Linked DNA regions of Homo sapiens: regions 2 and 3 are each linked to region 1. Evidence: chromatin loops called from intact Hi-C (ENCODE). Cell type or tissue: PC-9. All regions are shown on one strand.

The links. Peaks named below come from ENCODE experiments on the same cell type or tissue, not always from the same donor. Only the 100,000 strongest peaks of a DNase experiment are listed, where the experiment ranks them.
Region 2: it touches region 1 in a loop (5-fold over the local background); 8 of 110 quality-filtered maps call a loop at or near these places.
Region 3: it touches region 1 in a loop (5-fold over the local background); 4 of 110 quality-filtered maps call a loop at or near these places.

The regions. Positions count from the first base shown.
Region 1 is chr7:143,236,925-143,244,924 of GRCh38, forward strand. It overlaps LOC105375546 (a long non-coding RNA gene), which reads left to right and starts at 651. Exons shown (of 3, transcript XR_007060569.1): 1 at 651-733; 2 at 7,193-7,352. In PC-9, CTCF peaks have their summits at 3,831 (motif pointing right) and 4,030; DNase peaks (open chromatin) are centred at 3,077, 3,587 and 3,807; H3K4me3 peaks cover 595 bases; H3K27ac peaks cover 2,420 bases.
Region 2 is chr7:143,500,109-143,508,108 of GRCh38, forward strand. It overlaps EPHA1-AS1 (EPHA1 antisense RNA 1), which reads left to right. Exons shown (of 5, transcript NR_033897.1): 3 at 4,666-4,722. Among named protein-coding and RNA genes, the nearest start is that of TAS2R41, 26 kb to the left of the region's middle. RefSeq lists a silencer at 4,346-4,806. In PC-9, no CTCF peak of the experiment used is centred here; no DNase peak of the experiment used is centred here.
Region 3 is chr7:144,124,319-144,132,318 of GRCh38, forward strand. OR2A14 (olfactory receptor family 2 subfamily A member 14) reads left to right here. Exons shown (of 2, transcript NM_001001659.3): 2 at 4,761-6,870. The coding sequence starts at 4,795. The coding sequence ends at 5,727. Among named protein-coding and RNA genes, the nearest start is that of OR2A14, 5.1 kb to the left of the region's middle. In PC-9, CTCF peaks have their summits at 3,593 (motif pointing left) and 3,792; a DNase peak (open chromatin) is centred at 3,633.

The DNA of each region.
Region 1 (8,000 bases):
GTAGGTTTTCTTCATTCCTTTTATTCTTTTTTTGTACTTTATATCTTTTTGTCTGACCGGGCTATTTCAAAATATTTGTCTTCAAGTTCAGAAATTCTTCTGCTTGATCTAGTCTATTGCTGAAGCTCTCAACAGTACTTTTATTTTATTCATTGAATTCTTCAGTTTTGAAATTTCTATTTGGCTTTTTTATTATAGCTATTCCTTTTCAAATTTCTCATTCAGGTCATTAATTGTTTCCTTATTTCTTTGTATTCCCTATTTGTGTTCTCTTGTATCTTGCTGAGTTTCCTAAAGATCATTATTTTGAATTCGTTTTTGGACATTTCATAGATTTCCTTTTCTGTGGGGTCTGTTATTGGAGAATTATTGTGTTCCTTTGGAGGCATCATGTTTCTTTGCTTTTTCATGTTTCTTGTGTCCTTATGTTGATATCTGTGCATCTGGCACAACAGTCACTTCTTCTAATTTAATTAAATAGCTTTAATAAGGAAATATTTTTTCCTGTGGATTTATCTGTAGTCTCAGTTGGGTAGATTGCTTTGGCTTTATTTCTGAGTGAGTGCAATAGTGCAGTTTCCATATGATTTATTTGGCTGTAGTCAACATCACTGGTGTCTACCAGTTCCTCATTTACTTAGACTGTAGTTGTTTGTGGAGGCTGTGGAAAAATTTTGCTGGAAATGAGGACATTGGGCAGGCCAGTCTTTGGTTCCCTGGTAGGCACATGCAGGTATGTGGCAGCCCCACTACTTGAAGGGGCAGGTTTTCTGGCAGTGGTAGTGGTGGGCACTGGGTGGGTTGATCCTCAGGCTCTTGGGCACCATGCATAGGCACTAGTGGTAGCAGCAGTGGGTCCAGGCATTCTGATTTTGGGGCCCCTGAGTGGTGCATGTGGGTACACAGCACCTCTACTGCTGGAGGGGTTGGGGACCACCAGTGACAGTGGCAGCCCCAGGTAGGTAGGCCTCAGTTTCTAGAGAGCATATGCTTTGGCTCCCTGTGTTTTGAGACGGCCTTCCTGGTGTGCTAGACTGCTTGATATGCCTGTTCCTAAGAGTGTAAGGTGCTGCATGGGCTGGGGTGGCAGGGATGCAGTTGCACTGCTGGGTCCAGGTGGTGTTGTGACATTGCAGCCTTCTGAGTGTATGTTGGGGGATATTGGTGGAGCCCAAGGGCTATGGAGACGCAAGACCTATTGGGTCCCAGGCCAGGATGCAGTCTGACGGTAACTCTGCTTCCAAGATGGTGCTGTACTGTGGTAGTTTGGGTCTCATGCATAAAACCCAGTGTAAATGCCCTCTCTGGATGCAGTCTACTGGTAACTCTGCTTCCAAAATGGTGCTCTGCTGTGGCAGTTTCAGTCTCATGGGTAAAACCCAGTGTAAATGCCCTCTCTGGAACAATGTAGATAGATGGACCCCAGGAAGCTCCCTACACTAGGCCTGGCTCTCCTGTAGTCAAAACTGCAAGTGTCTGTGATGAGAATATAAACTACTATGCATCTCTTGCTTAGCTTTTCCTCAAAATGGTGAGTCCTTCTTGGCTCTAAGCCAATCGCAGCCAGCTGCTTCACTTGCCTCTCTATGCTGCCATGTTGAGTTTCTATGCTTGAGAGAGTCTTTGTCACTTCCTTGCTGAATTTCAGTGTTCTCACTTAGATGCTCTATTCAACATGTGATTATCATCTATTTATTGTTTTGGTCCTTCTTTGTGGAAGAGGCAAGTGCCAGGACTTCTGAGCAACCATTTGATGACATCTCTTTGCATTGGCTTTATTACCAAGAAGAAAGAAACTAATGTTATTTTAAATATATATATGTTTTCCTGAAATGTACATTCCAGGAATGTTCTGACTCAGAGGACAACAGCAGCTGCTGGGTGTTTGCTGATTCCTGTGCTTATCTACTCTGATTTGCTTTGATGATGTCTTAATCATGTATCATTTGGATGCAAGAAATAAAAATCAACTCAAAGAAGCAAAAGTAAAAGAGAGAATTATTAAAATGATTTAAGGGCTCTCATGGAACCCCATTCAGGCATTTGCAAGAAATATGACTGAGCATCATGAAAACTAAAAAACCATGAGGGAGTCTCCCTCTCTCTTCTCCTCTTTCATTTCTCTTCTCTCCTTCCTTCTCTCTTCTTTCCATCAATTTTCTCACTAAATAGCTCTGACCTCTGCATCTCTCTGTACATCTGTTCTGGACTCCTCTCTTCAAACCGCCTTCCACTGGAGGGACGCTCATTAGTCTATGGCCCCTTATAATTCCAGTTTGCCATAGCCCCAACACTGAACAATCTTGCAGCTCCAGTATACAATACTACGTTTCCTGTGTCTTTAAATTCTCAGAGTATAATATAGCACTGCTTGAGTTAGGGATTCATCCATAAATTATATCCAGGAGACCACATTATAATTTGTTGCACCTATTCCTTCAGGAGGGGCTATAGAGGCATGTCCAAAAAAAAAGTGGGGTGGGGGTGAAGAGGACCACAAGCTGGAATTCCTAACATGTCTTTTTTACCACAGATTATGTGAAGAAAAAAACCTCAGATGTGTTCTTCTTACACATCGTAACATAATGTAGGTTGTTAGTGACCATACTTACATATTGTAATATCTCTTCAAGCTGTTGTTTAATGAATGTAGTCCACAAGAATAAAGGTCTCCTCCCAACTGAGAGAGAGAGAGAGAATATGTGTGTGTGTGTGTGTGTGTGTGTGTGTGTGTATCACTCCAAGCATTTAGATAAGGGGAAGAAGTGAAGTTGTAGCAATTTTGTGTCATTTCCCCTAAATTTCATGGCCATTCTCAGTGTCTGATTTGATCCCCTGCAAATTGGCATAGATGTATTTGTTCTCTGAATTTTAGAGATCAAATACAGAATAAATAAAACAGGACCTACTTAAAATTTCTTGAAATAGGCAATGCAATTTTGCCCATCTCAAGAAATTTTAAGTAGGTCCTGTTTTATTTAGCTTCAGTTCCTCTAAAAAAATAGTTCTGCTTGTTTTTTCTGACTCATCTGTTTCTTTGCCATTTTTAATATGCACTTTGCAACTGAGCCTCTGTAACCATTTTGTTTTCTTTCCTCATAAAGCAGTTGAGCAACTGCATACTCTTTGGTAAGTCTCTCTTCATTTTGGGAAGTTCTACATTAGTCATAAAATACCTATTTCTGATCTAGTACAAAATATCAGAAGAAAAGTCTTAAGGTCTCTTTATTTTATTTTTTACAAAAACCAGGTTTTCAGTACTTTCCAAATCTCTTTTCCAGCTTTCCAAAAAAAAAAAAAAAAAAAAGCTTATGAGTATGTCTCTTATTTCTTAGTCCTTCTCACCCTGCAAACCAGCTCTCTCTAGGAGGTGGAGCGGGGAGAAAAACAAAGCCCAGATGTGTAGAATTTTCTGGTTTTCATAGTGTAAATACTCCCACCATGACAGAATTGAAACTACCAGTGTGATGTCACTGAATGTGGCTTTGGAAAGAATGCACACCATCCACTCTCTCTAGCTGGTAGGAGACAATCCTAGCATACCGCCCTCTTTTTCTTGCAGTCATAATAGCAAATAGTTTGAGTATATTGATTCTCGAGTCACACAGTCCAGATTTCAAAACAGTATTAGCTCTATGACTTTGGCAAACTGCTTAACTCCTCTAAGTTTCAATTTCATCATCTTTAAAATGGGGGGGTAATAATAAGCTATGTTTCACGGTGTTACTGTTGTAATGTGTAAAATTCTTAGAATAGTGGGTAGCCTATAGTAAGTACCCTAAGGGTGTCCTATTACTCAGGACTAGAGCTCCAGTGGTGCTATGTAGACTTAGAGCCACTAGATGGCGGGCTCCTCATTTCTGCAGCACAAACCTTTTCCGCTGCGCTATTTGCAACTTAACATTCAACAAACTGCTAATTCGATTATATGAATTCACTGACAGCATTTTTTCTACTGCCATCTCCTAGTTTAAGCTACATATTTGACCTTGAAATTCCACTGGGAATCCAGCTACTGGCCCTCACGTGCAGCCACTTCTAAAGCTCTATGCAGGAGTTATTCTCAATCAGGACTTGCTAATCTTAGTGAGTTATTGTAAGAATTAAAACCAAAGCCACAGTTGTCCCTGTTACAGAAGGGAGTCAATTCCCTGGCCTTTCTCTCCACCTCTGTCTTTTCTCACTCAAAAGAAGACAAGATGGCCTCAAATCTGACTTCCATCATTACATAATTTATTCTCCTTCCCAGTCACTAAAGAGATCATAAATTCAACAATAGTTCAGTTCTATAAATATTTATTGAGCATGTGAGATACTATGCTACGAAGTAAAGATATAAAGGTAAATAAAAGTCATAAAGAAGCAAGGAATTTATCTACCAACAAATCTACTAGATCTTTCCAGAAATAATATATTAATTTTTTGATGAACCAAGCAAGTTACTGTAAAACTTAGAGGAATAAGGGTTCTTGAATAACGAATATCTCTATGAGATCTAAAGACATACTAAGTTATAGGTAGACTAATACAACAAAAAAATGAGCACAAAAACAGACTTATTTGTCCAGGGGAACTTGAGATATGATAAAAGTGAACCACAAATAAGTGGGTAAAGGATAGATTATTTATTAGATGGTATTAGATATGAGGCTTACTATTTGGAGAAAAGTAAAGCCGAATACCTTCCTTTTACTTCCTACACAGGTAAACCCAAGTGGATAAGAAATCTAAATGCAGAAGGTTAAGGTATAAATCTAATGGAAGAAAACATAGAATAACTTTGTGAGCAAAGGGTAAAGAATGGCTAATTAAACAAGGTCCTAAAAGCTCAAATCATAAGGCAAAAATTGATTGGACTTCCATTCAACGAAAGGCACAGGTGAGAGACAGATTGACAACATCTAAAATCTACAAGAAACCCCTAGCTGGACTATGCAAGGATAATTGGTGCACATACAAACACACAAACATGAATGGGCAGAGGAAACCCAAATAGTCAGCACATAGAAGAGGTGCTCATGCTTACTTGTAACCAGAAATATGTAAATTAAAAGCAACAACAGGGTACCATTTTGCAGGCATTAGAATAGCCACAAATTACCAAGTGTTGGAGAGGATGTGAAGAAAGGAAAACCCTGGTGCTACTGGCAGGAGTGTCAAATTGTACGTTTGAACGTGGAGAGCAATCCTTCAACACTTGGTGAAATAAAATATTCACATATCCTTTGACTCAGAGAACCACTCTTGAGTACACTCCCAAGAGAAATTCTAGCACAGGTTCATGAAAGGCTATAAATAAAGATGTTTCTTGCATCATTTTTGTGGAGGTAGCAAGTTGAAGGTGCCCTCATTAAGGAGAATGGACCAGTAAAGTGTGATGGGTGGCCAGGATAGAATATTATGCCGCAGTCAGAAGCAGTGAACTCGATGTGCCAACAGCGACATAGAGGGCGTGTCTAGAGTGAAAACTATGAGAAGCAGAGCTGTGTGGCCCAATGCCATTTATGTTTATGAAAAACATCTCACACACAAAATGACACTATACGTTGTAGGAAGTGATATTCACGTCCAAGGACCTCATCAACCGGAACAGCGCATGTGTCTGAAAGAGCCGTATGGTTTATGGAGCCTGACCAGTTGGGTTCAAATCCTGGCTCTCCCACACACTTACTCTGTCCGTTTGAGCAAGTCTCTTAACTTCTCTGTAACGTTTCTTTGTCTGAAAAAAATGGGAAATAGAAATAGTAAGACTCTATGGGGGTTACTGTGAGGAATAACTGAGTTAATATAAAGTGCTTAAACAATGCCTGGCAGTAAATGTTCACTGTTATTCCTATTATTATTGTCAATAATAATGTGAATGGGGAATCAAGAGTGAAGAGAAAAATTAGATTTTTTTAAAAAAAATGAAGGTGGGGGCCGGGCCTGGTGGCTCATGCCTGTAATCCCAGCACTTTGGGAGGCTCAGGCGGGCGGATCACCTGAGGTCAGGAGTTCGAGACCAGCCTGGCCAACATGGTGAAACCCTGTCTCTACTAAAAATACAAAAATTAGCTGGACATGGTGGCAGATGCCTGTAATCCCAGCTACTCAGGAGAGTAGAAGGCAGGAGAATTGCTTAAACCCGGGAGACAGAGGTTGCAGTGAGCTGCGATCACGCCATTGTACTCCAGCCTGGACGACAGAGTGAGACTCCATCCAAAAGCAAAAAAAAAAAAAAAAAACGAAGGAGGGACTTCGTGTACAATAGTGAGCTATAAATTAAAGTTGATGATTAACTCAAGTCTCTCCGAATCCGAGGTTAAAAACACACACATGCGTTTTCCTCCCTGCAGAAACAGAGCATGGTGGAGGATACTGATGACTTCAACGTAATATGGTAAGGTCCATGATAAGAGAAAACACAGATGGCATGAGAATATAAAAGTGGAACACTTAGCCTGGAAGCTCACAAAGGAATTAGGGAGAATAGGAGTCTTGGCAGGCAGTATGGTTTAGGGCTTAAGATTTGGAAGCTGGGTTAAGATCGCAGTTCTGCCTTTTACTAGTTTACATGATTTTTGGCAAGTTACATTCCCAGAATAATAGCACCTAGATAGAAAATATCCAGGCCCTAAGAATGTATTACCAGAACTCAAAGACCCCAGAGGAATCTTGCTGTCGCCTTAAGTATGCTTGAGTCTTTGCTCTAGGTAGTTCCTATCTCTTCAAGAACAATCCTTCCTGCATATCATCAATCATGTGTATGTTAACCTAAAAGCCCCACAGTGCCTCTCCTTACTAGTTTGCTCCGAACATGTTAGACAGTGGGCTGCCTCATTCTTTTGTAATCCTTGGCAAAGTGAAGATGCAGAGAGTGTTGTGATCACATCAAATCTTGAGAGCAGTAGTAGGTGATTGCTGTGGTGACCTTTAACATCAGAAAGAAGCAATTGCCAGCCAGAGGTGAAGGGTCCTCTGAGCAATTGGCTCGGGAGCTCCTGACAGGCAGCCCATGCATTGTCACTGACACGTGCTTTGTAGCCTACCAGCTGCTGTATTAAAAAGAAATCCACCAGCCACACAGACTAAGTCAGTAGCTAGAATGTTATTTTGAAGGTAGTTATTGGTCCAGGAAAGAGGACTTTGTCACTGGAGAGTTTAAAAATCTCATTTTCAAAACACTCCCTAGGTTTGTTCATGTTTCTCACAGAAAGGACGTGAAAATGAAAATACTTGAGTGGCCTGAGATTTGCCTAGGGAATCATCTTAGAAGCAAAGAAGGAAAAGAACATCACGGAAATTCCCGCAGGCATAATTCCATGGACAGAACTAGACAACGTATTCTCTAGCAGTTTTGAAACCAAGATCAGGTAAGGGAAAGAAGGCAAGCTTTATTTATTTATTATCTTTTTTTGAAACTGATGACAGTTTAAACAAAGGAAGTAGCCATCAAAGTTTAGTGTTAAGGTCACAGAGGTTCGTGGTGAATGGCATAAGTTCAATTCCTACTGCCACCATTCACAGGCTTTATGACACTGTAGAAGTTTCACCTTCAATAAAAGGGAAATGATGATGATAGTATCTACCTAAATAGCCACTTTGAAGAACAGTTTGTCCATTTCTTAAAAAGTTAAACATAGACTTACCATTAGACCTAGTAATTCCACTCCTAGGTATCTATCCAAAAGAACACACATGTCTATGCCAAGACTTGAATGCAAATATTTACAGCAGCACTATTCATAATGGACAACAACCTGAAACAATCCAAATGACCATCAACAATGTGTTACATCCATACAATGGAATACTATTCAGCAATAAAATGTTTAAAACTATAAATACATGCTACAGCATAGATGAACTTCAAGAACATTATGCTAAGTAGAAAAAAGTCAGATGCAAAAAAAAAAACTACGTATTGCATGATTCCATTTATATGAAATTTCCAGAAAGGACAAATCTATAAAGACAAAAAGAAGATCCGTGGTTTCTTAGGGGGTGGGAGTGGGATTGAG
Region 2 (8,000 bases), 260 kb after region 1:
AGCAGCCACTAAAAGCTGAAAAAAGGCAAGGAAATGAGTTTTCCTCTGAAGCTGCCAGAAGGAACAAGCCCAGCCAATGCCTTGACCCTAGCCCAGTAAAATTGATTTTGAACTTCCGACTTCCAGAACTGTGAGAGAATACATTTACGTTGTTTTAAGCCACAAATATGTGGCAATTTGTTACAGCAGCAATGGGAAACTAACACAGATTCTAATCTCTTTTCTTACTCCCATCCCAGGTTGCCCTGGGGTTAATTCATGATTAAAGATCCTCCAGCTTTGTTCTCTATACTTTCTCTTGTCTTCTTGAGTCTGATCTCCTTCTTGCTCTCCAAGTGCTTCCCCCACTGCACATCAACAAGAACATTTCTGCTTCTTACCTGTCTCTGTCCCCTGCTCTAACCCATGAGGAGTCAGAAGCAGTCTAGTGGGGGCCAGGCAGGGGAGGGAGGTGAGGAAGCTAGGAAGGTTAGAGAAGAGAGAAGAAGCCAACATTCCCCACTTTAAGCTTTTGGGGTTGGGAGTCAGAAGAAGCTTTATCTTAAAACAAGGTTTAGAGGTTTGATTTTACCTTGGGCTGGATATTTTTAAGACTGCAGTGAGAATGTTTTGGGGACTTAAGGCGAATGAAAACGTTTTGATTTTTTGGGAGGAACTAGAACATTCATGCTACTTGTTATGGATTTAGTCCAAGGCACAGAGAAGGACTAGCCCCATAGTGCAGGTTTGAGTGTATGGAGATGAGAAAGAACACAGCACTTTTCTGATTACAGTTTGTGAATTCAGCTTGTTCAGTAAACCAGTTCCCCTTAGTTTCTACAATAGATTTGAGATCTTGTGGTCTGGGACCTGGGAATTCCATCGTGGCTGTGATATTTTCGCAAGATTTTCAAATCTTTTTCAGTATCACATGCACTCTGTGTAGCGGAGGTTGTTTCATCTACTTAGCCCACCAAGACCCCTCTGGAGGCTGCATAGCCTGGTGGCTAAAGGTGTAGGTTCTAGACCCTGAATGTGCAAGTCTGAATCTTTGTTCCTACCTTGTGCCTTTGCAGCAATGGGCAAGTTAAAGTCTCTACTGCCTCAGTTTCTTCTGATGTAAAATGGGGAGGATGGTAATACCTGACTCACGGGCTTTTGTGAAGATCAAATGAGACGATCCATGCAGAGCACTTAGCACAGTGTCCAGTCCATGATAAGCCCTCAGTGAATAGTAGATATTTTTATGTTGAAATGCTTTGAAGAGTTTAGAAGAAAGGTGCCAGTCAAGCCAATGCTAGAAACAGAGATTAATTTTTATTTCCTCACACATTTACTTCTATCCTGCTGTGCCTTGTAAACTGAACATTTTCATATTTTTCTCCTTCGCAAAATACAAACTGTTCCAACAGTTCTCTGCCTCAAACCTGAAGTGTTTTATGCCATCCTTGGTAGGTTGTGAGAGATATTTTGGAAGCACCTTTTTAGAAGCTCTGTTAATTGAAACTATTCCTCAAGCTTTGCAATAAATGCAGAAAGTTTCAGTGCTCCCTCACATCCTGGAAGCTGACTGTAGCCTGTAGAGGGCTACTGGGTTAAGCCCTCTACAAAGGTGACGATAGAGTCCAGTTCAGGAAGCCATCTTCTGGCCAGGTAGGGTGGACATGGGCACACTGGAGCCAGAGGGAGGTCAAAAGAGGGTAGTGAGTGTAGGGGCCAGAAATGATTATCCAAGAGTAAATTGAGGTCCAGAAGCTGTTCAGAGGCACAGGAGCCCTTTTTCATCTTGTCTTTGTTCCTGTTGATAGTGAATATACAGCAGCTGTCTTGAAGATGGAGAAGGAAAGTGAGGGGTGCTGACTGAGAAACTGCCTTACAGACCTCCTTCCTCTCTCCATCTACCTCTAAGTCAAATGAAAAGGAATCCAGTGAAATTCTCCCAGCTCCCTTAATAAAGATGACTCTCCAGCTCTCATCTTGCTAGGAGAATGTTCCACTTCTTTTTCCACAAATAAAAATAATTTATGTTTGTACAGTGCTTAATTTCAAGAAATTTCATAGATATTATTTCATTTGAGGAAGGAGAGAATTGGGGCTGGGTTAGGCCACACAAGCCTGGCTCAATGTCAAGTATTTCCTAAATGGAGACAGAGGTCTGACTCTAAGCTTTATATATGACACTGGTTAGATTTTAGAGTTTTTTAGTTTTTTGAGTTGTGGTGGGAGAAGCACTATAATCATTATTAATATAGCCACCATGAAACATAGATTTAAAATTCTGCTCTGCTAGTTTGAGGTAGCATTAAGATCAGTAGAATGATTTTGAAGGTTTCTGCTTATCAAAGAAATGTTTAAAGAAGAAGAAGTGTGGGTGTGGTGGCTCACACCTGTAATCCCAGCACTTTGGGAGGCTGAGGCGGGTGTATCACCTGAGGTCAGGAGTTTGAGACCAGCCTGGCCAACGTGGTGAAATCCCCTCTCTACTAAAAGTACAAACATTAGCCAGGTGTGGTGGCACACACCTGTAGTCCTAGCTGATTGGGAGCCTGAGGCAGGAGGATCACTTGAACCCAAGAGGCAGAGTTTGCAGTGAGCTGAGATCACACCACTGTACCCGAGCCTGGTTGACAGAGTGAGACTCCATCTAAAAAAAAAAAGAAAAGAAAATATCTATTTCAAACATCTTTAACAAACAATTTTAAGGTATCTAGGCTGTCTAAACATTTATTCTAAAGTTCTCTCTACGAAAAACAATCTAGACTTTATAAAAGATTAGTAAATCTAACCTATTATAAAAATAGTTAAGTTTATAATACCAAGTTAAATTTTTTAGGATCTATATGTGCTTTTTATGATTGGGACACTTGCATTAAGAATAGTACTGCTTATACAGATTTTATTAAAGAATTAGACTTATTTCACTACTTTATTTCAAAGATTGATAATACTTTTATTTTGGTGTATTTTTGGCCATATAGAGGATTAATTTAATGGTAAGTTTTAGTCAGAAAACCAACCTTCTATCATATTGTCCTTATAGGAAAATACAATGAACGATATCATGTTGTACTCTTTGATAACATAGTTTTCTAGGAATATTCTGGGTAAAATGGTTTAAATAATTTGGGAGTAAATTTCTTTTGCTGAAGCTTTTAATTTCAACTACTCATGCAGCAAAATATTTTGCCAAAGTCCAATGACTTTCAAGTTTAATAGTGGCATTAGGTAAAGCTGAAAATAGGCCTATATTTTGTGAACATAATCACATTATGACTGAACCTCCTTAGACTTCCTTCCCTAGCCTTGTGGCCAGGATATAATTGCATCCGTCATGGGCCATAAGTCCCAGTGCAATGACGGGTAATTGATTTTGATGTGGAGGTTGAGGGGTGAGAGAGGGAGGGCTCCTCCCACACCACATTGCAAGCCTTCCTAAAAATCACCCAGACATCTTTGATGTCCTGAAATCCCTTTCCCCATTACAGCTGACTCCTTCCCAGTAACTCAGGCTTCCTCACTTAGATGCCTATGCATGATTCTGCTCCTGGACAGGGTCATGTGTTGAGGCAGGCATCTTATGGAGAGAAGGATGTGATGGAGCACTGAGCTTCTCAGGGCTGAGGGTCTGGTATCTGACTCCCCAACATCATATATTGTTGGTCACTAGCAGCGGAACTGTGGCGTCTTCACTAGAGCAGTCCCTCTATATGCTGTGCCTTGGTTCCTGGCTTCATCTTTGCCCAACTCTATTGTCCTCCTACAGATTCTGTGGGTCTTTCCCTAATAAATGATTTTTTCTGTTTAAATAACTCTGAAGGGATGTAAGTTTTAAAAAAGCCACCAAAATTCTCATTGACCCTGTTAACTTCAACTTTACTTCTAAGCCAGTTCTTAGCCTTTCCAAGTACTTTACTAGTCTTCCCATCTCAGAATTTCCCAATGTACAGGAAAGAGAGCCAGAGGGCAGTTCAGCAAAACAAAATCACAGCCACCTCGGGATCCCCAATTTGTCCAGGGACAACAACAGTAGCAAAGATACGAGGTCTTGGAGAGAAACCCTCCCAGAACCCACACAAGCAGAGGTGGAAAAGGTAGACTGGAAACCTGGTTTCTTCTTTTCCTGCTGTTCCAACCAGCAAGCCCCTTGCCCAGGCCCTACCAAATATATACCCATTTTTCTTCCAAGGTGTGTCCTTTCAAGGTATGGGGCCTGCAGTATAAAGCTAGTGATTTTCTTTGCTTAGAACAGCTCTGGGACTTCTGCACTGATTCTGCCTACCGGAAAACATCTGCTATTAATAATGCCCTACTAATAGTAGCTAACAGTGCCAGGCACTGTTCTAAGCATATTTCCTATATTAGCTGTGATTATCACAACCCTGTGAGGCAGGTGCTAATGTCAACTCCAGCTTATCCACTGAAGACTCAGAGGCCCAGAGAGGTTAGAGGAACTTGTCCAAGGTCACAGTCAGGAACTTCAGGGGTCAGAATCCAGATCCAGGTAGCCTGGCTCAATGCCCCTGTGCTACGGCACTGCCACTTTTCTCTCCGAGGCCCAGCCCTGCCTCTACAGGTGCTGTGCTCCAGCAACGTTCAGGTGAGGCACTTTACTTTTCCCTTTGTGATGTGTGCTTTAATGATAATGAGACAAGATGGATTAAATTCACTTTCATGATTGTTTCCCAGAAGGCAGCAACTGCTTTCGGGAGCAGCTGAAGGCTGGAGATAACATGGACCTCCATGGTGAGTCAGTAAGACCCATCAATCAGGCACAGCCAGGGGAGGAGGCAGACACTGCAGGGAAGATGGCCACCAGGAGCAGCTGAGGGATCCAACTGCTGGATTAAGGGAGATTGTGTGGTTAGGAGGCCTCCCCTCCCATTGTAAGATGAAGGAGGTACATTTGTCCATTGTCAGGAGGATCATAGAAAATCTTAATCTCCACTATGTGGGACTGGTACTTCAGAAGCTCCAGGCAAAGACTTAAGTCATTAATAGGCTTAATATAAAGGCTTAGCTGTTACCTACAACTCAAATATCTTGGAGAAATGTTGCCCCCCAAAGGGCTACACAAATATTACTTCTCTAAGTGAGCCTCAGCTTAGATGTGGGAAATGGTCTTATATGCAGAGAAATTTCATTAAATTTTAATAAGTATTTTTCCACATTTACTTCACCTTTTCTTTTTTCCTTCTGGATAGTGGTGTTCTAGTTCCCTCCCTACAGCCCCCTTTTAACTGTCCACTTGTCCAGTTACCCACCTTCTGTAGGAAGTATTCATTGACTGGGAACTGCAAACTCGGTGATCTAGCCACTTCCCCTCAGTTGAAAGTTGCTATGTCAAGAAAAAGAACCTGTGCAATTAGAATAATTGGAACTTTCCTACCTTAAAGATGTTCATATACCTGGGTTCTAAGCATGGGAGATAGTAGTGGTAAATAATGTATGAGCTCTCTGAGGAGGTAGGTGAAGATGAGATCTGGAACTCAAGGAGGGTTAAATTTAAGCAGAAGCAGGGTAGCCTCTTCCACTGTGAAGGACTGGAGTAATGATTAGAGGGCGGTGACTGTCAACCTTGACTACACCTTAGAATCACCTAAAGGGAGTTGTTGAAAACCCCAATGCCTGACTTACACCAAGACCAAGTGATATAATTAGGCTTTGTGTCCCCACCCAAATCTCATCTTGAATTGTAATCCCCCAAATCCGCATAATCTCTCCAAGGGAGGGACCAGATGGAGATAATTGAACCATGGGGGTGGTTTCCCCCATGCTGTTCTCGTGATAGTGAGTGTGTTCTCCCAAGATCTGATGGTTTTATAAGGGGCTCTTTCCTCTTCTCTTGGCACTTCTTCCTGCCACCTTATGAAGAAGATGCCTGCTGCTTCCCCTTCACCTTCCACCATGATTGCACATTTCCTGAGGCCTCTCCACCCACGCTGGACTGTGAGTCAAATAAACCTCTTTTTTTTTTTTTTTTTTTTTGCAAATTACCCAGTCTTGGGCAGCTCTTTATAGCAGTATGAAAATGGAATAATACACTAAGCAAATCAGAATCTCTGGTGTCAGGCTCAGACTTCAGTAGTTTTAAAGGTCTTTGGGTGATTCCAGTATGCAGCCAAGGAAGGAGCCCACTGATATAGCAGTATAGCAGGGCAGCAGAGGATGAGGCCCGTCTGAGTTTGGATCCTACAGAATTATAGTGGCCCTGTTATAGAGTAATGAGATTTGTCTTCAGAAGTATTGAGCACTCACAGATTTGTATTAGAGATGTCAGAAAATCGGATTGAGGTTTGTAAATTGGGTGTGTAGAACACAGACAATGGAGTTGAGAGTGTTGGCTCAAATAATTAAACATTAGTCTGAGAGATCTTGATTTTGAAAGAAAGTGAAGGAGCTTCATTTAGGTGGCACACAGGTGGAGAGAACATCTGGGCCAAAGGATTGAAGCTGTTGATGAAGGTGACAAGGGATGGTCTCAGAGCAAATAAATGAGAGCTGGGAAGTAAGAGGCTGTGGTGAAGAGAGGATTTGGTGAGGCATTGTTTTCAGACCCATGATGGGATTTGTTATAGAAAGACAGCTCGAATTAATGATGGTCCAGTTGAAGGGTTACAGAAAAAATTTATTCCATGCACACTGTCTTACATATCATTTTGGGACTGTGTGTATTGATTATGTTTTTTATTTTCTATGTTTTATGATGCTTCAACATCTTGGAGGCCTTGTTGGCTGGGAGAGACTGCTCCTGTCAGTGCTAACTAGTTCCTAGGTATGCAAACATCTTTAAGAAGGGAAAGTTCCCATTGTTTTAACTGCATAGATTCTGTCCCTATGAAGTGGCAACTTTCAGCTGAAGGGAAGTGGCTAGATCACCAAGAGTTTGCAGTTCCTGGTAAATGAATACTTTCCCAGGCTTTGGGATAACTGGACAAGTGGGAATTTAGAAGAAGGGGCAAATGTGTCCCCTGTGAGAATGTCATTAAGATGCAAACCAACCAATCCAGAGCTCATATACTCAGTCACCTCCTTTATCTAACTCTCACATGCCAAGTCAACATTTTCCCCACCCTAATCACCCCAGGGTGAGGTCTTGGACTACTAGATACCACGCATGTCATCCAGAGCCTGCTGAAATTATTCAAACTATCCTATCTTAGACTTCCTTAAGTTTTCTACTCCACTCACTCATTTCTTCCCATAGAAACCACAATCAAGTCTCTCGGGCATGGTCTTCCCTTTCTTTTTCTGTCTCCTGACAGAAAGAGACAGTATGCCTCTCCACGTGGCCCTGCATGACACAGCTTGCCTCCCCCTCTTAGGAACTGTGAGTAATAAACTGTTCTTTCAAAGGCAGCTGTTTCTGTGTCTGTCACTTTACCCTACCTGATTAAAACAAATCTGGGTACAAATCTTGAAACAGTGTTAAATATTTCAGCATTTAAAATGAAAGACAATGTTATTTCCCATTCCAGCAGTTGATTACACAGATTTGAATGGCTTCTCTGTGTTCTTTTAACCCTGGATGGAGTGTGGCAGTCATTATATGATCTCTGGCTAGACAGCATTTCTGTATGTGTGTTTTGTTGTTTGGTCAGTAGACCTTTGCACATGCACCGCTGAGGTTTGTACAGGTGAATTCAGTACTTTCTGGGTTGGAGTAGGCATCTTAAAAGCCATCTTTGGCTCCAGTCATACTATTCTAGAAATCGCAGTATCATTTTGGCACTGTTGATTACTCCATCCTTGAAATTCCCTTTCTTGGTTTCCATGACACCACAATATGTTTGATTTTCTTCTACTTCTCTGATTGCTCTTTTAAAAAAAACTCCGTTGGGTATTCCCCTTCCTCTGCCTATCCTGTATTTTTATTTGAAAAGCATTTATTGAATAACTGACACATACATGTATGTAAGGAAGGTATTCGATGAAAAACGTAGGTTTATCCCACCTCTATTCCCCAGTCTCCAAACTTTTACTTTGGCAGAAATATGTGTGTCTTTATCTGCGTGTATACATGC
Region 3 (8,000 bases), 890 kb after region 1:
AGGCATGGTGGTGCATGCCTGTAATCCCAGCTACTTGGGGAGCTGAGGCAGGAGAATTGCTTGAACCTGGGAGGCGGAGGTTGCGGTGAGCCGAGATCTCACCATTGCACTCCAGCCTGGGCAACAAGAGCGAAACTCCGTCTCAAAAAAAAAAAAAAAAAAAACTAGGCTGCTCCCTAGGACTAAGCTCAGTGTCAAAGTATATTATTGGAGATGGCAAGTTATTTCTGAGTAATTGCAAAGATTTGACAAATCAGTGCTGCCTTACAACCCCACTGCTGGAGGCCCCAGGGCTCCCATTCTAAGACAATTTTCAATAGAAACTTTTCTTTTGTGTCAGTGCTAAACACCCTAAATACGCCCCCCTTTTCTTTCCAAAAAATTAATCCTCTCTCTATCATTGGGATATTTAGCATGGTGGGATTGACCTCTTACTATTACAGCCTGTATTTTTTTTTCTTCAGTAAGGGAGTGTGGTTACTTCAAAGGAGTCTTCCATTTCTTTAAATTGCTTTTTAATTTTAAAAATCAAAATATAGGAACATTTATATTAGGAAATCAAAGCAAAATGTGTGTCTTATATTTAAACTCAAAAACAGCCAAAAAGAAAAGCAAGATAAACGTGAAAGTGTTTGCAACACCATGATGATTGCACTGGATTTCCAATTCCTATGCTTTAATACTTCCCTCAATTTTACGATCTCTTTAATATCATTAGTAACAGCTGACATTTATTAAATTCCTATAATGTACCAGTGCGATGGTATTTCTTCTTCACATCAGTCCTTTTGGTATCTGTGGTCAACATTTTACATTTGACAATAATGAGCCTTAGAATACGTGACTCAAATGCGTCATGTTCATTGCTCAGAATCAAGACTGGAATAGTGTTCTGGCCAAGACTGTTACTCCTGTTGCTTTCATTCTTATTCAGAGACCATATTTTTTTCTGTCACTGCTAAATTTGCTTTGCTCTTTAAGAACAGAAAAATGTATCCATGCAGTTTTTTCCCTTACTCCATCCACTGAAGATTGTTCTGTAATGTGTAACTGGAGTGGATGCCTAAATAAATCTTCCTTTCAGATATCTGATTCTTTATTGAACTTCCACAGGCTTTTCTAAAAGAAAAGTCTGACTACTTGAACTGTGAAATCCAAAATACAAAAGGATGCCAATAAATAAAAGGAAAAAAACTATTTTCCTCTTATACTGTATATTTGTTTACTTAACTTCACAATTGAACAGATGGACAATTTTTGTGTGTAGGTAGCCACCATTATAGACTTTTCTCCTTGTGGCCTCTTGTACACAACTGTTAAAAGCACAGTTGATAACCAGAGTTTTATACAGTTTGGATGTAGTTCACGTCTGATTAAATTTCACTTTCACTAAGAATTCTATTTGTTTCTTTCTTTATTCCTGCTCTTTAGAAATAGTTTATTCTAGGCTGCTGGGGTTTTTTTCCCCGAAATTCCTTACTTTACAAAAATTACAAATAAAACTATAAACCCAGATTTGCTTAATTATGAATTTAGATTAACCAAACAATTGTATTTATTTGGTAATGACTGGATTTTTTTTTTACTCCTAAAGCATCCAAATGCCTGCTACCTAGGTCACTGGGCCTTGGAACAGTAGGAGCACAGATGTGTACACCACAGATGGGAGCCAGGAGGGACTAAAAATATGCAAAATATCCATGTGCTTGGAGGTCTCAGGGATAAAAGGCTTCTCCTTTTCAGCTTGATTCATTGGGACATTAACACAACATTTGCTGTGTCCAAAAATTGACAACTACCATTCTGGCATTAAAATTATATTGTGCAGAAAATTAAACAGTTTCCTATTTCAAATATGTGCTCATTGGAAGTTCTGTACATACATATCTTTTAACTGTATTCTGCTTTCATGAATCTAAAAGTAAATCAATTATTATAAAGTCAAAAGTATATCAGCTAAACTGATGAATTTTTTATGTCAATTTCAGATTGTTAAAAATATAAACAAGGTTACAAAGAATAAGTACAATCTCCTGCTCACTATGGTTCAGGTACATTGTGTTTCTTTCTTTCTCTTCCCAGAACTCACCAAGTGCATCTTGTTCAGAGACTTTGCGTTTACTGTTCCATTACTGTTCTCTGTGTAGAGAATGATCCTCTTTTGGCTCTGGGCAGGGTTGTGGCCTTCATGGTTTAGGTTCCACTCACCTGTCTCCTCTTAAGAGAGACCTTTTCCAACCATCCCATCTAAAGGAGACCCCCCTCAAATCAAGTAGCTTTCTATTATTTTACCTAGATTATTTCCTTCATTGTTCTTTTCATGGCCAGCAATTATCTTTACTTGTTTACTCCTGGTCTTTTACAGTGGTAATGAATCATGCCCTCTCTCTGTTCCAAGTCTGGAAAAAATGAGTTGAATAATACATGAAAGAATCGGATATAATTCAAAAAGGTATTTTATTAATAAAGTCTGTTGAAAAGCATGGTTTATATTTTCAACAAAGTTTCTCTCCAAATTAAAATCACAACCATTAGCTGACACCCCTTCCCCACCTCCAAATGGGACTGAACATGCTCCTGATACCTTAATCCCAAGCAGATAGAAATGCATGCAGGTGAAACAGAGAACAGAGAAAGGTCACCCTCAGTTTCTCTTTCCTGTTTCACAAATCATATAAATTAGGGGAAAGAGAGAGGCAGGTATACTCTAAAACAATTTTATCCAGGGGCATAGAGGTTTCCTTCCCTAAATAGAAATGTGAGGTGTGGAAGAGAAGCACATCACCTTAATATTACTTCTTTATAATCTGCCTCCCTTTCAGAATGTGTTTACATCATCCACAGCTGGGCCTCTAAAGCTTAGAACAGTGGCTGAAACAGATCATGCACTCAAGGATCATTCGTTAAGGGATATACAAAATACAAATATAAGTTACAGAACATTGTTTGCTTATGAAAGTAACAGAGATTGTAATTGGTAATGCCTAGTACTGACTATGTGGCAAAGAGACATGATTCTTACACACTGTGGGAGGGAATTGCAATTGGTCAGATTTTCTAGATGGAAGTTAAAATAGGGATAAAAACCTTAGAAATGTCTGTATATTTAGCATCTGCAATTTCACTTTTAGAATATGTTCTAATAAATAATTATGAATATAGGCAAATCTTAAGTTTAAGAGAAATGTATCTCAATGCCAATAAAAATAAGAAATAAACAAAAATTCAAACAGTAAGAAATTCAGTAAATTGTGACAGAATATTGTGCCCCTTTAAAATAATGTCCATAAAATATAATTTCGATACAGGAAAAGTATTATATTAAGTGAAAAATTGTAATGTTTAAATACTCTGTACAATACCCTATTTTAATATATAAATTTGAGGATCTACGTATTTACTAAAATAAAAGACATCAAAATTGTTTTTTTAAAAGTATCCTGTTGGATTTGAACCTTTAGCCTGATTTGAAAATAAAGATAGTCCTCAGGCTGTTTCTGGAATAAATGTGAAGTGTTAACAGAACAGCACCAGGTCACATGGTTTCTCCACCTGATGAGGCCATCCGTCCTGTTCATGGCCCTTGGTCGCCCCCTGCTGGCTGGATAGACCCAGACCCTCCAGGAAGAGCTCCTTAGAAAGAGCTCACCAGCTGGGGCTGCACCTGATCCCATCCCCATCACATGCTCAGATTCCATCTGAACAGCAACAGGGCTGCTGGCATGATCACAGGTGATGGAGAAGAATACAGTTAGGGGAACCGACAGCAACCCCAGTTGCCATAGCTGGGAATATATTGATGACAAAAGACTCTGTCACACTGGAAAGTAAGATAAGCTCTGAGAGATGTCAACATATTAAGTTATAATCGAGAAAAGAGTCCAATAAAATACAATTACGATACAGCGATCATCTTTAAATGTAACCACTTAATGTAAATTGGTTTTTCTTTTGAATTTCTTATTTAAAAGACCTCAGAAATGTCACCATGCTTAGTTATTTTAAAGATATATACATGTATTCATTGTATGTAGCCAAGAATTATTTCACTCATGCCTAATTTACAATAACAGATGCTGATGAAGAAGTAAGGAAAACTCTCAAAATAAAACTACAAACACCAGATATGGAAAAGAGGCACCTAAAGTTGCTGCTAGGGAGTACTGGCCAGCTTCTGAAAAGGAGCGTCTTATCTCAGAAAGCTTTAAAGAAACTACAAAATTGAAAGCTATTTAAAAGTGATTTCAAATCTGAAATAAGTGGGTAGAAAAGCCTGTGAGGAGGTGAGGGACAGTGAGCAAGCCCATGGCAAACAGAGGGTCCCCGTCCCTGCACATCTCAGACTGAGAAGGAAGCAGGATGAGCAAGTGAAACCACCTCATAATGCAACATTTGTCAAGGTCCTCTCTTCTCAAACTACGTAAAAATCAAGATTTCACACTGAAAGGGAAGCAAGGATACTTGAGTTCTTCAAAATAACACATGTGCGTGTGTATCCCCTTATGTAGGGTATATTATAATAGATCCTGTTTTGTTATATTTTATTAAATGTTATATACATGTACACATACACACACAAATATATATACACATATACATGTATGTATTCTTATTATTCCATTGATACAATGCGATTTTTTCTCATTTTTATGAGCACACTTGGTTAGTTTTGGCAACATATCTGAGAATAAATTCTAGAAAATTCATTCAAAGTTATAATTTCTAAGTGCTCCCTCTGTGCATCTTTGACTGGCCCACAGCTCTGACCTTCCTGTCCTAGATGTCCACAAGAGCATGGAAGGCAACAAGACATGGATCACAGACATCACCTTGCCGCGATTCCAGGTTGGTCCAGCACTGGAGATTCTCCTCTGTGGACTTTTCTCTGCCTTCTATACACTCACCCTGCTGGGGAATGGGGTCATCTTTGGGATTATCTGCCTGGACTGTAAGCTTCACACACCCATGTACTTCTTCCTCTCACACCTGGCCATTGTTGACATATCCTATGCTTCCAACTATGTCCCCAAGATGCTGACGAATCTTATGAACCAGGAAAGCACCATCTCCTTTTTTCCATGCATAATGCAGACATTCTTGTATTTGGCTTTTGCTCACGTAGAGTGTCTGATTTTGGTGGTGATGTCCTATGATCGCTATGCGGACATCTGCCACCCCTTACGTTACAATAGCCTCATGAGCTGGAGAGTGTGCACTGTCCTGGCTGTGGCTTCCTGGGTGTTCAGCTTCCTCCTGGCTCTGGTCCCTTTAGTTCTCATCCTGAGCCTGCCCTTCTGCGGGCCTCATGAAATCAACCACTTCTTCTGTGAAATCCTGTCTGTCCTCAAGTTGGCCTGTGCTGACACCTGGCTCAACCAGGTGGTCATCTTTGCAGCCTGCGTGTTCATCCTGGTGGGGCCACTCTGCCTGGTGCTGGTCTCCTACTTGCGCATCCTGGCCGCCATCTTGAGGATCCAGTCTGGGGAGGGCCGCAGAAAGGCCTTCTCCACCTGCTCCTCCCACCTTTGCGTGGTGGGACTCTTCTTTGGCAGCGCCATTGTCACGTACATGGCCCCCAAGTCCCGCCATCCTGAGGAGCAGCAGAAAGTTCTTTCCCTGTTTTACAGCCTTTTCAATCCAATGCTGAACCCCCTGATATATAGCCTAAGGAATGCAGAGGTCAAGGGCGCCCTGAGGAGGGCACTGAGGAAGGAGAGGCTGACGTGAGACATCTCAAAGGGAACCATGGGGAGGGAGCCTTGCTCCCTGCAAAATATAGAAGTTGGCTTTTTTTTTTTGTCTTCTGCTAGAATAAATGCTACCTTAAACTGGAATACTATAGACCTATACATATAAACTGAAGACACAAATCTTTTAGAAAAGATAGGTAAATGCATTTATAATACTGGATAGGCATAAATTCATAAAGAAGACACAAAAGTCCCTAGATATAAAATTTTTAAGTTCGATAAATATAGGACCTCTTCACATTAATCATTGTGCTCATCAAAGTCACCATTAAGAAAGAAGAAATGCAAGCCACAAACCAAGTGATCGTATGGAAACTACATGTACCCAGAAATGGAACTATTGTTCATACAGTACATAGAAAGAACTCCTTTAAATCAGCAATAAAAAATATAAACAACCAAATTTTATAAAATTAGCAAAACATGTGAACATATACTCTTACAGAAAATACAAGGGGCTGATAAACATACAAATGCTGCTTTCCACCATTAGTAAGCAAGGAATTGTAAATTAAAACCACCATGAGATACTATTATATACCCACTAAGATGTCTGAAATTTTTAATGGCTTATTTATCATTGAGGTTATTGGAAATCTATTTCTAATATTGGAAATGGTCGATACTAGCAGAGTTTGTGCCAATAGTAGCCAAGTCACATTGAGTTAACAGGAGCATAGTACACATCCTCAAGATCAATAATTAGTGACACTTCCTGTGAAGATACACAGGTTAATGCTTAAGGCTTTGAGGGCCATCTTCTGCGTCAAAACAACTCAACTCTGACAAAAGCAGCCATAGACAATGTGTAAACAAATGGGTGTGCCCGTGTTCCAATAAAACTTTATTTGTAAAAACAGGTGGCTGCTGGAATGGTGCCCAGGGACAGTAGTTTGTGAACCCTTGTTCTAGATCTTAAAACTAGCATAGTTCCAGCTGATCCCACTTTAGAGACCCTCACTGGGTGGGGCCTCAGGGAGCATGTGATTAGACATGTCTTGCAGTCAAATTCCTGTGATCACATTGTACTTACTTGAGAGTGAGACTTTTCCTCCTTTGACACTTTCTAAAATATGCCATGACTCAATAGCCAGTGGACTGTAAATATTCATGGTTTCTCCATCACACAGGAATTAAGAGCAGGCTCCTCATACTCCATCACTAATTTGAGCCTGAGATCTTAGGATAAAAGTTTGCAACTCAACATTCTAATTGGAGCACAGCAGTCCAGTGAAAACAAGCACAGAGATATCTTGTACAGATTAATTTTTAAGAGTGGATTTAACAAGATCGTAGATTTTTAATTGTTTTCTTTTATATTTAGCAACCATTTTATTAAAAGCATCTTATATCTTGATATTGAAAAAGTCCTAGTTTTAATTATATTTTGAGAGAGCCACTCTCATCTTAGCCTGGAATACCCAGAAATGTAACTCTTAACCCTAAGCTGATAGCTGATAATAATTTTGCCTGGAAGAGAACATAGAAGGAAAAATTACTAATATCAAAACCTCAGGATATGTTAGAGTTCTTTTTAGGATGGAGTCTTGCTCTGTCACCAGGCTGGAGTGCAGTGGCACGATCTTGGCTCACTGCAACCTCTGCCTCCCAGGTTCAAGTGATTCTCCTGCCTCAGCCTCCCGAATAGCTGGGATTACAGGTGCCCACCACCACACCCAGCTAATTTTTGTATTTTTACTAGAGACGGGGTTTCACCATGTTGGCCGAGATGGTCTCCATCTCCCGACCTCATGATCTGCCCGCCCCAGCCTCCCAAAGTGCTAGGATTACAAGCGTGAGCCACTGAGCCCGGCCTGGAGATCTTATGCTGTAGAAATCTTTACTATGTAAAGAAGGGAATCACTAGACTGATACGGCAGGGATTTCTAAAGCTGAACACTACTCTGATATTCAGAGCACAAGTTATCTTACTTTCACTAATCTCAGAAAGTATTAACCTATCTTGCTTCCTTTTTATTCCTGAAATGTAAAGTGTTGTATACTAATGTATTATTGTTTCCATTTTTTTTTCTTGGTGCTCCTCAGCCAATTTTAAAATCAACCTGCCCATTTCTAGCCCTCGCACAATAGCATACGATTTTCCTCTCAGTGTCTACCATCCATTATGACAAAATATTTCACTGATAGAATTCTCTGTGACATTTGATTTGACAACAAAAAGAATGGTGACTGTCCCACAAGATAAGAAAAGCTTTTAGGGGAAATAGATGCCTACCTAGGCATCCTGGG